Linked DNA regions of Mus musculus: region 2 is linked to region 1. Evidence: chromatin loops called from intact Hi-C (ENCODE). Cell type or tissue: left cerebral cortex. All regions are shown on one strand. Links, peaks and the distances in the headings refer to the core of each region. The heading gives the core; the rest is flanking DNA.

Region 1 (5,382 bases), core at 171-5,170:
GACCACGCAAAGAAATCAGTTCATTGCTGTGCACAGGATGGACCGCTTATAACCTGCCCCAGCTTTCAGGAGTGCAGGGGATGTCTGCTTGGGCTCACTTGGGTGGGCTTAGGAGGGAGGCAGGCTTTTGTTTAAGTCGAGACTGAAAGCAAGCATTTTTGTTCTGGGTGGAGAAATGCATCCCTTATAGTCACCAGCCATGAGCACTCACAAACCCTCAGAGCTGCTTCCGAGGATCTACTATGGTCTTGCCTTGCTCGCTGGAGCCTCTTTCCAAACAAGACGCCCACAGCTACCCCACACCATATCTGCTCCCCAACACACACACCTGCCAGAGGTCATTTACATTTTTCCCCATGTCAAAGCCAGGTTGAGTGCATCTTCTCATTTGCTCCTTGGTTTTTGAAGTTTTGCCTTTTCAACAACTGGGCTCCAGAAAATGTGTTCTGCGTGCCCCGTGCGCACTTCCCTCTCCTCCCCCACTCCTGTTCCAAAATAAGATCTGGTGAAAGCATTAATGTTCACCGAGCCATTACTACGGGGACGGTGTGGTAGGTGGAAAAGTGTGAAAGAGATAAATGTTTACATAAAATCCAGTTGATTTAGGGAAACACTCTGCCTGGTGAAAGGCTTTATTCATTTTAAATTAGAACCCTAAACAGTTCTTCGGACGGAAAACACCCAATTTTGATTCTCTTGCTTGTCTGAGGGCTGTTTGTAACCTATATAGCAGACCCCTGCATACCAAGGATGTAGCATTTGGCTCACAAAGGGGGAGAAAGAAGCAGTGGAAGAGAGGAGTGGGGGGATGGGGAAATGTTACATTATTAAATATATAACTGCTAAATGGATAACACTGGAAGTGCTGCTGTGGATGTTTTTATATGTGAATTTAAAAATTAATTAAAAGAAATTCTAAGGCTTACAAACATGGTCAAATCTTCTCTCAATATTTTACTGATGACTTCTGTCATACATAAACACACATACACATGCGTGCGCGCGCACATACCACATGTATACACACAGAGATGCACACACACACATACCACATTCTCTCTCTCACTCTCTCTCTCTCTCTCTCTCTCTCTCACACACACACACACATAGACCACATGTGCACACATACAGATACACACACATGCACACACACACCCTTTTCCCAATCGCTTGGTGCAAAACTCTTCATGATCCATATCATTCATTAGCCACAGAGTAACTTGCAAGGAACAGATTCTCTCAGAATCCCCTGAGTCTTGATCCCTCCAAAACCAGAGGTGCCTGGAGAATGTCAGCCCTCTCTATTCAGAAACAGAACCCCCCCCCACAAATTCCAAGATTCAGACCAAATGTGCTGATTCTCCTCAGAATGGGAGTGGTTTCCACTTTTTCTAAACAACAGTGACTTCATGAATATTATAAGCACTTAGCATGCTGCAGTTTGCCAGCCTTCTGACTACATTCCTAACTAGTGAACCCAAACAACAGCAAGGGTAGCCTTGCTTTTGCAGAAAGAGGTTAGGAGATGTGGGGTCAATGAGTGGACTCCAGAGCCTGGCATTCCAGCCGGATTCCTAGATCACTGGGGCAGTGCCCTGTCCCAGAAGGCTTTGCTCCACTCTAACAAATACGTGCTAGAATTGAGCTAGCCTTGACCTTGTGACTAGACCCCTCCCGCCTTTCCTGGGCCTTAGTTTCTCTGACTGTTTAAGGAAATGTTTAACTGGATTAATCTGGTGTTCATTGCAATATCCATGTTCTATGATAGGGAAAATTAAATAAAGGGCAGAAGTGAGAGCCTTCCAGAAAGAGCCGCTTTGAGGTAAGAAAATACTGATAACAAAAGAAAAGAAATAAAACAGTCATTAAAGTCCACTGTGATGTAGAGAAATTTAAAATCCATGAGTTGTCCGTGTCTGGAATTTTCCATTTCATATTTTTGGGGCCACAACTGATCATGGGTAATTGATACCCAAAAAAAGTGAGGCCATAGAGAAAGAGATACTATATTGTACTTGGTATACAGGGCATCATTTTAAGTCTCAAAACAATTCTCTCCGAGAAGAATCATCTCATGAGTCACAGAAAGGAAGGCCCCAGGTATTTGAGGAAACTATCAGGGATCAGTGTGGACATAAAATTGGAACCTGGTTCTCTCTGGCAACCAGCGCCATCTGGTGCTCTCTGTTCCTTACACAGTGGTGATGGCTCCATCATCACCAGCAAATACTTTAAAAAAAAAATTTCAAAGGGTCAGCATCATAATAGGTAAATTACATCTCAATAAAGCAAATTTTCTCTCTCTAGAAGGCCATCTACTTAAGGGGGGGAGGAGAATAAATAAATGAACAGGGTAATGAGGAAGGAGGAATCTGGTACCCTCCCATGAAGGTACACTATACCCAAGAAGAAAACATTAGGCCAAAGATGGTCACCAAGGAAAACACCCTTGACTTTGAAAACCTCTGCTGGTTCTGTTTCTTGTCTCGTTGATTAAGTGTGTTCTGGATGCCACCAAAGGTCACACACAGCAGCAAAGGTCTTGACCTTGTGAAGCACACAACCAAACTACTCAGAATGTGCTTTTACTCCAGGGTCTCAAATGATTCTAGAAACATCTAGACATGAGTCCAAATAAGATCAAAGCTTATTACATGGTATTCAAGGAAATATGCCTTCTCCTTCCCAATCTCTGGGATATTGGGATATTCTGCATTGTTTAAGAACACGATGACATTCTCAGATGGCTTAAACTTGCCTTGACCCATCTTGAATAGAAATTGAATTTCAAACTATTGTACAACAGAGGTCAAAGCTAATGCCTAATGGTTGAGGCAGATGCACCACAAAATCACAGGGAAGACAACTATTGGGCATCCTTTTCAGACTCCAGGACTCTGAGCTCATATTTGAGGATCCCAGGCACTGTCCTGCCTCTCGGGGTTTATGGAAGAGACTGTTCAGTGTACCTCCAATTTTAAAATCTAAGATCTAATTCTTTCTTTAAATTTTCTAATACCAAGCCTTGTCAGTCACCCATCACAGAAGACTCAGGAAAAACCATGTACAGCTGTGCACACCAAGGAGATGCACATGAGTAACAGCTGTCATCACACAGAACTATGCCTCATGTAAAATAACTCCCTTTGAAGCTTCATTCCTGACTCCCTTCAAACAGGAAAGTCTAACTTTGTATGTTCTCAGATTCTGTCATGACATAACCATGTCTCATATGCTATAGACAAGATAATGCCACACGTGCTCAAAAGGCCAAGCGCAATGATGCTATACCTACTGCATAGCCACAAAAGCAGGCAGAGTCTCTAAGCTGAGCCAAATGTCTGGCTACTGTATTCTCATAGATCATGTGGATATATAAAGGGATGTGCCCATGGATTTGTGAGGAAGATACCTTTTTTATCTGGATTAGCTATCAAAACCTTTTAAAAGTCCACTAAATTAAAATTCAGTTGTTTTTCATTGTTCATGTGTGATCCAAGAAAGACAATAGCCCCTTTCCTTTAATGCATTTCAGCTACTAAATGTATGGATGGCCACACCAGATGGCAGAGTGCCAAGGAAAAGGGATGGACGGGTCCTCTCTTCTCCGAGAACTTTTCCATATAGTCTCCTCTTTCAGGAGATCTAGCAATCGAGTCTCTAGTTTCAAGGTGAGAAGCTGTGCTGGATGGACACATGGACCCCGTTGTTAGTGCTGAGAAAGCCTTCGTGGGGTTGGCTTACCCTTGTGACTAGCGAAAAACACCAGAGTGCTCTCCCTAATCTTGATCTTTAGTGTCTTTTCTGAGCCTTCCAGCATTTAAAAGAAGGCTATATCTTGGGCTGGAGAGATGGCTCAGCGATTAAGAGCACTGACTGCTCTTCCTGAGGTCCTGAGTTCAATTCCCAGCGACCACATGGTGGCTCACAACCATCTGTAATGGGGATCTAATGCCCCCTTCTGGTGTGTCTGAAGACAGCAACAATGTACTCACATACATGAAATAAATACATTTTTTTAAAAAAATAAAGGCTATGTCTTTAATCAATCATCAACCATTCAATTAATCAATCAATCAATAAGTAAATGCCTCCAAAAGACTCCAAATTTAAGACACATAAGGCCCAGCCTTGGCCTGAAGAGAAAGTAACCTTGAGAAGTCTGATCCCTAAGGAGTCCACCCAGGGCCCTGGAGCTTTAAGGACCCAGTGAGAACTCTTGACAGCTGGCAAGAGAGACTGAATAGCCAAGCTCCCAATGGTCTCTTGTTACCTCCAGAAACAAGCTGCGGGTATAGCATGGGAGAGGTTGGTATTTGAGGTTTTCCTAAGCAAGGCCGAAGCAGCTAGCAAGAAGGCCCAACAAGACTCATGGGCAGGGTGGATAGAAAGTTCTGACTGACTGGCTTGAATGGCCATCTGATAATTTCCTTATCGGTGGATGGCGAAATGGTTAGGGACAATGATAAGGAGGGATGGTTGCAGACATTTTTTTGTAAGCTGATATTCTATCGTCTCCATTTAATTTAAAAAGAAAAGACATTTAAACTATAACCATGATATATGAGCAGAGAGAACTATCTCTGTTCGTCTCAGACCTTTTATTTGTTTTGTTTTTTGTTCTTTTGCTTTTTTGGGGTTTGTTTGTTTGTTTGTTTTTCGAGACAAGGTTTCTCTGTGTAGCCCTGGCTGTCCTGGAACTCACTCTGTAGACCAGGCTGACCTCGAACTCAGAAATCTGCCTGACTCTGCCTCCTAAGTACTGCGATTAAAGGCGTGCACCACCACTGCCCGGCATTCTCAGACTTTCTTAAAGAAGAAAACATATTATCGCTAACACGAATTTACCTGGATTATTTCAGTAAAAGGCAACTGGGATTTGAAAATTTTTAAAATTTGAGACAAGGTTTCACTATGTAGTTCTGGATAGCCTGGAATGTATTATGTATATCAGGCTGGTCTTGAATTCACAGAGATCCATCTGCCTGAGTTTCCGACGTGCTGATTAAAGGTGTGTGCCCTCACACTGGGGCAACAGAAATATTTTTAAGCAACAATTTTTCTTGCTTCCAACTACCGTTAATCTCCCTAGGCCCTCTTGACTCAAAGTCTATGCTGACAGTAATAATAATGGCCTGTCACATCACTTGCCGTGTGTGGTTTCATTACATCCTTGTGACTTGGAACAGGCACCTTAATGTCCTGGTTCTATGGAAAAACTCAAAACTTCTCTAAACTTACCAGATTAATTATCCAAGGTGAAAACATTCGTCTGTGGAAGAGTGGGTAGAGAGCCAAGCTCCAGTCTCTCTGACTCTTAGCAAATTGTTACTCCATGGGGAGTTTGTTCAAGCTCCTAACACATTGCCAAGCAGCTCTTCG
Region 2 (5,382 bases), core at 188-5,187, 580 kb before region 1:
AGTTTTGTGGTAGTTACAGAAAATTGGTTCTTAACAATATCAAGTTAACAATACCTCTGACCAAAAACTAGGTACACAGAAATGCTTCCACAGAGGAAAAGTGTAGAGAGCACAGACAGACATGGCAACTGTCAGGGGCGCTAGGGTTATAAGTGTGGGAATTGGGGGCTCACCAACTGTCCTGGCGCTGGAGTTACAGGTGCATGCTACCGTGGTCAGCTTTCAGGTGCCTTCTAGAGACCTGAACTTGGGTCGTCTCACTTTAACCACTGAGCCATCTTCCCAGCCCCAGTTTTGGTTTTTAGGCAGAACTGGAATAAACCTGGCAGGGGAGCTGCACCTCTGAACACATGACCTGGACAGTATACACAAACTTCATGCAAGCTCAAGCAGACTAAATCCCATCATGGAGAAGTGAGGTATGCACAACCCCTAGAAGAGAAGACGCTGGCAGTCAGTAGCTGCCGGAAATGGAGAGTCAGTTTTCTTGAAGCATATACCCTAATTGGGTTGATCAAACTCTAATGGAAGGCACACATCCAGGAATATATGTGCAGGGCAAACCGGATTGATGGGTGGGGAAGGGGGAAAAAAAAAGAGGACACAAAATAAAAGATGGTAGATGGTGTGTGTGTGTGTGTGTGTGTGTGAATATAAACACATTACGAGACGTTCTAAAAGAACTAATAAAAGGTAAGGATTTAAAGGGGTGTGGACATTTTGGGGAAAAAAAAGGCAGTAATCAGAGTGGCTGAGATGGCTCAGTAGGTAAACGTGCTTGTTACCAAAGCCTGAGTTCCATCCTCAGAGCCAGTGTGGAGGAGAGAACAGACTCCAGCAAGCTGTCTCTGACCTCCCGTGCTGGCACAGGGGTATGCATGCCCCCGCCCCCACCAAGCAAGTCACGTAATAAAGCGGTGTGTGTGTGTGTGTGTGTGTTTCTTTTTTAATCAATTAAGGAAAAAACTACACACTAGTGCTAACCTCTGTATTATTCACCGCAGCAGAGGAGAGGGAGCAACTCAAATGTCCGTCAACAGATGAGTAGACACACAGAATATGGTCTTCCTGTCCAGGGGCATATTCTGCAAATGTAATAAGGAAAAAACATATCATCTCATGGTAAAACATTGATGGGTCTCAAGAACGTTTTGTTAAGCCACGTGCATGGTTCTGGTGCCACTGAGAGCTTCCTGTCCCCGGGTAGGTGGGCCTTCTGTCTCATTTCAACTTGCTTACAAAAAATGGAACTCCAGCCAGTCAGTGATGGCACACGCCTTTAATCCCAGCACTTGGGAGGCAGAGACAGGAGGATTTCTGAGTTTGAGGCCAGCCTGGTCTACAGAGTAAGTTCCAGGACAGCCAGGGCTACACAGAGAAACCCTGTCTCAAAAAAAAAAAAAAAAAAAAAAAAAAAAAAAAAAAAATGGAACTCAGCAGCTAAGTGTGTCAACTGTTCACAAAAGGGTTAAATCACCTTGCTTCCAAGGTCACATGGAGTGAGAGGAAGAGGGACAGAGGGACTGAAGATTGCCCAGAATGGCCTGCCACAGGCAGCATCTTTTTGTACCAAAAATACAGGGTAGATCGGAGTCATTTCTGGTTTTGACTTGTTTGCTCTCAGAGATTTTTCTGAGACCAGCACATACTGTCCTGGAGCCCTGACCCCTTGCCTCTAATTGCCTGGACTCCTCCAGGTGACCAGCTGCCTGGACGGCTCAGCAGATATCCCGAGGCTGCAGTAACTGGCTTCTGGCTGCACTTCCCAGACCTTACTGCCCCTGGCTGTTCGGATCTGCTGCCCTGATGATCTTTCCAGTTTGTTCTCTCTGTCATTCCCACCATTTCTTTAATTTCTCAGCTGCTTCATGCCCTCGGTTTTGTTTTGTTTTTCAAAGCTTGACAGGAAATAGCATTATATTTAGCAATACACCTTGGGTTTCCTCAGAGCAGTGGTTCTCAACCTGTGGTTGGTGACCCCTTAGCAAACCTCTAACTCCAAAATAAAAAAAAATTTTTTTTGCTTTCTTTATTTTTTATTTTTATTTATTTAATATTTTTTATTTATTTACTTATTTATTTTGACTTTTCGAGACAGGGTTTCTCTGTATAGCTCTGGCTGTCCTGGCGCTCACTCTGTAGACTAGGCTGGCTCAAACTCAGAAATCTGCCTGCCTCTGCCTCCCAAGTGCTGGGATTAAAGGCATGTGCCACCACTGCCCAGCTCCAAAAATATTTATATGATGATTTATAGCAGTAGCAAAGTTACAGTTATGAAGTAGCAATGAAAATAATCTTATGGTTGTGGGTCGCCACAATATGACAACTGTATTAAAGAGTTGCATTCGGAGTGTTGAGAACTGTTGCCTTAGAACATAGTACTAGGAGCTGTTGGCATCTGCGTTCTGTCACTAACACAAGTTTGATAGAAAACCCTGTACACGAAGGCAGGTCCAATAAGCCCTTCTTGTTCTCCCTGGTCATAAAGAGGATGACAGGGAAGATCTGATCCACACAGCCTCCCTATCTGAGTCCATTTACCCACTCCCTTCCCAACAACCCTTCTACATTCACTGCAACAGATTAGATCCGCTGTTGGATAACTGCGATTCATAATTCCAACAGCAGGTGGCACTAGCACCATATCTATCTAGTCTACATTGCGCTTGCCCCCCCCCCTTTTTTTTTAAATAATGACTCCTCCAAATAACATTTCTTTTCCAAGAATAGCAACATTGCCTCCTTGATCTGCTCATTTTTGCCATTCCTCCATAACACAGTACACTAATCCTTCATAATTCCACAAGCTATTTTCAGTAATATATAGTGAATTATTGGTATTCAAAAACCACGGGCACAAATTGCTATGGACTGATTTCCTGAAATTTACAGATCTGTTTTGAAGCTTGGCCCTCTTCCTGTAACATGATCCTTAAATTTGATGGTCTTTTTCTACTCTGTGCCAGGGAGACAAGCATATTCCACATCTGTGGTCTTCTGTAACCCTTAGATAGGTCATGCCATGTCCTTCTTGGATACTACAGGACATATGTTTAGTAGAAAGCTCATAATGCTGAGTGAGATCACCCTCCTGTTGCTTGATGGACAGGTTCCTGGGTCATTTAGCAATGATGGTATATATTTTCAAGTTAGATTTTTTTTCATGCTTTCACAAGTATCGTCCTGTGTTTCATTTCCTATGCTCTTGCCTCTGCAACTAGCGACGGCCCCTTCTCCACCCTGCCGTGGAAGCTACAGGTGACCTCTGACAATGAAGGTCCCTCTTACTCTGGGGCTGAGCACCCACTCATCAGATGCTCACTGAGAGTCAATGCTAGGAAAACTCTGCAAAATTTATTGTGCAACTACTATGGCCTCACTTGTGAAGAGACTTCTGTGGTTTGTACCAAAAAGACAATGCCGACAGAGATCACAATAGCACCTCTGCGGGGGGGGGGGGGGGGGGGCAGGGCTGTCAGCTCACTCTGCGTGGGGAGGTGAAGGCTGAAGGCTGAGGCCCTGTAAATGCTTTAGATGGCAGTCATGGCATCCACTTTACTGGAAGAGTTCAAAATGTCACCTCACATTACTGCAAGGCTCCTTCCTCTCAGGGAAGTCCCCATTGACAAGCAAAAGACAGCCCTCTGGCTCCGTCTGTTTAGACTCTTCTGGAACAAATCGAGTAATAGCCTTTGGCCGTCAGATTCTCTCAGCACTTGTTTGTGAACATTTTGGGGGAAGAGGAACCGAATTTGCAGAAATTGAAAGATCATGCATTTCAACGTAGTAGTAGATTTTATGAAGGGGCTGGTGCGTGAGCATGCACACCTCTGTGTGTGTGTGTGTGTGTGTGTGTGTGTGTGTGTGTGTGTGTGTGTGTGTATCTGTGTGTGTGTGTGTGTGTATCTGTGTGTGTATCTGTGTATGTGCATGCATGCTTGTTGGTACCCATGGGAGGGAGTGTGTTCAAATGTTTTTGTCTGGTTTTGCTCATGGAACAAATTACTACAGACTTAGTATTTTATAAGGAAAAGAAGCTTATTGTTCATGGCTCTGTCAAGAAGTCCAAGTGTACAAGGTCAGTCCCTGGCAAGGAAAGCCATGGCATGTCGTGAGGCGAAGGGAAGAAATCCAGCAAAGACCCAAAGAGAGTTAAACTCTTATCATTTCAAGAAAGTGAACATATTTGAACATCCAATAATATTGAAGCAGTCTTAAATGCAGAGCTTCCGTGAGCTGACCACCTCAATGCTGTAACCATGGCCATTAAATTTTCACTTGCATTTGGAAGGGACTGCCAAGCCATGACTTTCATGTGGTTTTGCTTCCTTCAAAAATGTTGACTCGGTCACGTCTGTCATCAGCAAGTAAGGGCAACCTGCGCTAGCCTCATTCATGCAATTCCTGTCTCTGCCTTTTCATTAGATATAGCTTCTTGGAAGCTGCTCTAGCTTCAGGGGGTCCCCTTACCCCAATCCCTTTCTCTCTCAGCTTTTATTTGGGAGGTGACTGAGACAGGGTCTCTTAGATATAGCCTGGCCTCAAATTTACCGTATACCCAAGGATCTTTTAAAAATTTTTTTGGTTTTTTGAGACAGGGTTTCCCTGTATAGCCCTGGCTGACATGGAACTCACTCTGTAGACAAGGCTGGCCTCGAACTCAGAAATTCACCTGCCTCTGCCCACCAAGTGCTAGGATTAAAGGCATGCGCCACCACTGCCCAGCTTTAAAATTTATTTAATTAACTTTTTTCGTTAGTTGTCCAAGATAGGTTTTCTCTGGGTAGCTCCGGCTACCCACACCTTAGACCAGGCTGGTCTGAACTCAGAGAGTATCCTGTCTTTGCCTCCCCAGTCCTGATATTAAAAGTGTGTACCACCCCTCACCTGGCTCTACCTAAGGATCTTTTAATGCTTTTCTAATGTAACCATAGCTGATTTCAAACTTATGATCCTCCTGCCTCAATATCCCAGTTACTGGAATTACAGATATGTACTGTCATCGATTATTAATACGTGGCCATGATAGCCATTTTGTTGTTTGTTTGTTTGTTTGTTTGTTTGTTTTGGTCACAATGACAGTGTGCCTGAAAGAAATCATTTCAAGGGAGGAAAGATGTATTCTAGTTCACAGTTCCCCGTCCAGCTGGATCCTTTGCTCCTAGCCTGTGGGGTGGCAGATTATTATGGTATAGAACAAACAAGCTCACTCGTGGCTGAGAGTAAATAGAGACAGACAGATACAGGGCAGGGGGCAACAGGCCTTTGTCAAGAATGCCAGTGGTCACCTTCTTCCTTCAAGCAGCCCCCGCCCCTATATTTACTGTTGTCACCGTGAGAGTGTGAATCTATGAAGTGACTGGTCCTGTGAGGTTAAAAAGA

Evidence for each region. A loop is a pair of places that touch in the nucleus more often than their neighbours do. Peaks named below come from ENCODE experiments on the same cell type or tissue, not always from the same donor. Only the 100,000 strongest peaks of a DNase experiment are listed, where the experiment ranks them.
Region 2: it touches region 1 in a loop (5-fold over the local background); 3 of 42 quality-filtered maps call a loop at or near these places.

What each region holds. Positions count from the first base shown.
Region 1 is chr14:67,364,830-67,370,211 of GRCm38, reverse strand. All of the region lies in intron 6 of Ebf2 (early B cell factor 2), which reads right to left. All of the region lies in intron 3 of 4930438E09Rik (RIKEN cDNA 4930438E09 gene), which reads left to right. Among named protein-coding and RNA genes, the nearest start is that of 4930438E09Rik, 30 kb to the left of the region's middle. In left cerebral cortex, for the core only: a CTCF peak has its summit at 2,176 (motif pointing left); a DNase peak (open chromatin) is centred at 2,148.
Region 2 is chr14:67,943,853-67,949,234 of GRCm38, reverse strand. It overlaps Gm41188 (a long non-coding RNA gene), which reads right to left and starts at 1,075. Exons shown (of 3, transcript XR_874750.3): 1 at 985-1,075. In left cerebral cortex, for the core only: a CTCF peak has its summit at 2,608 (motif pointing right); a DNase peak (open chromatin) is centred at 2,613.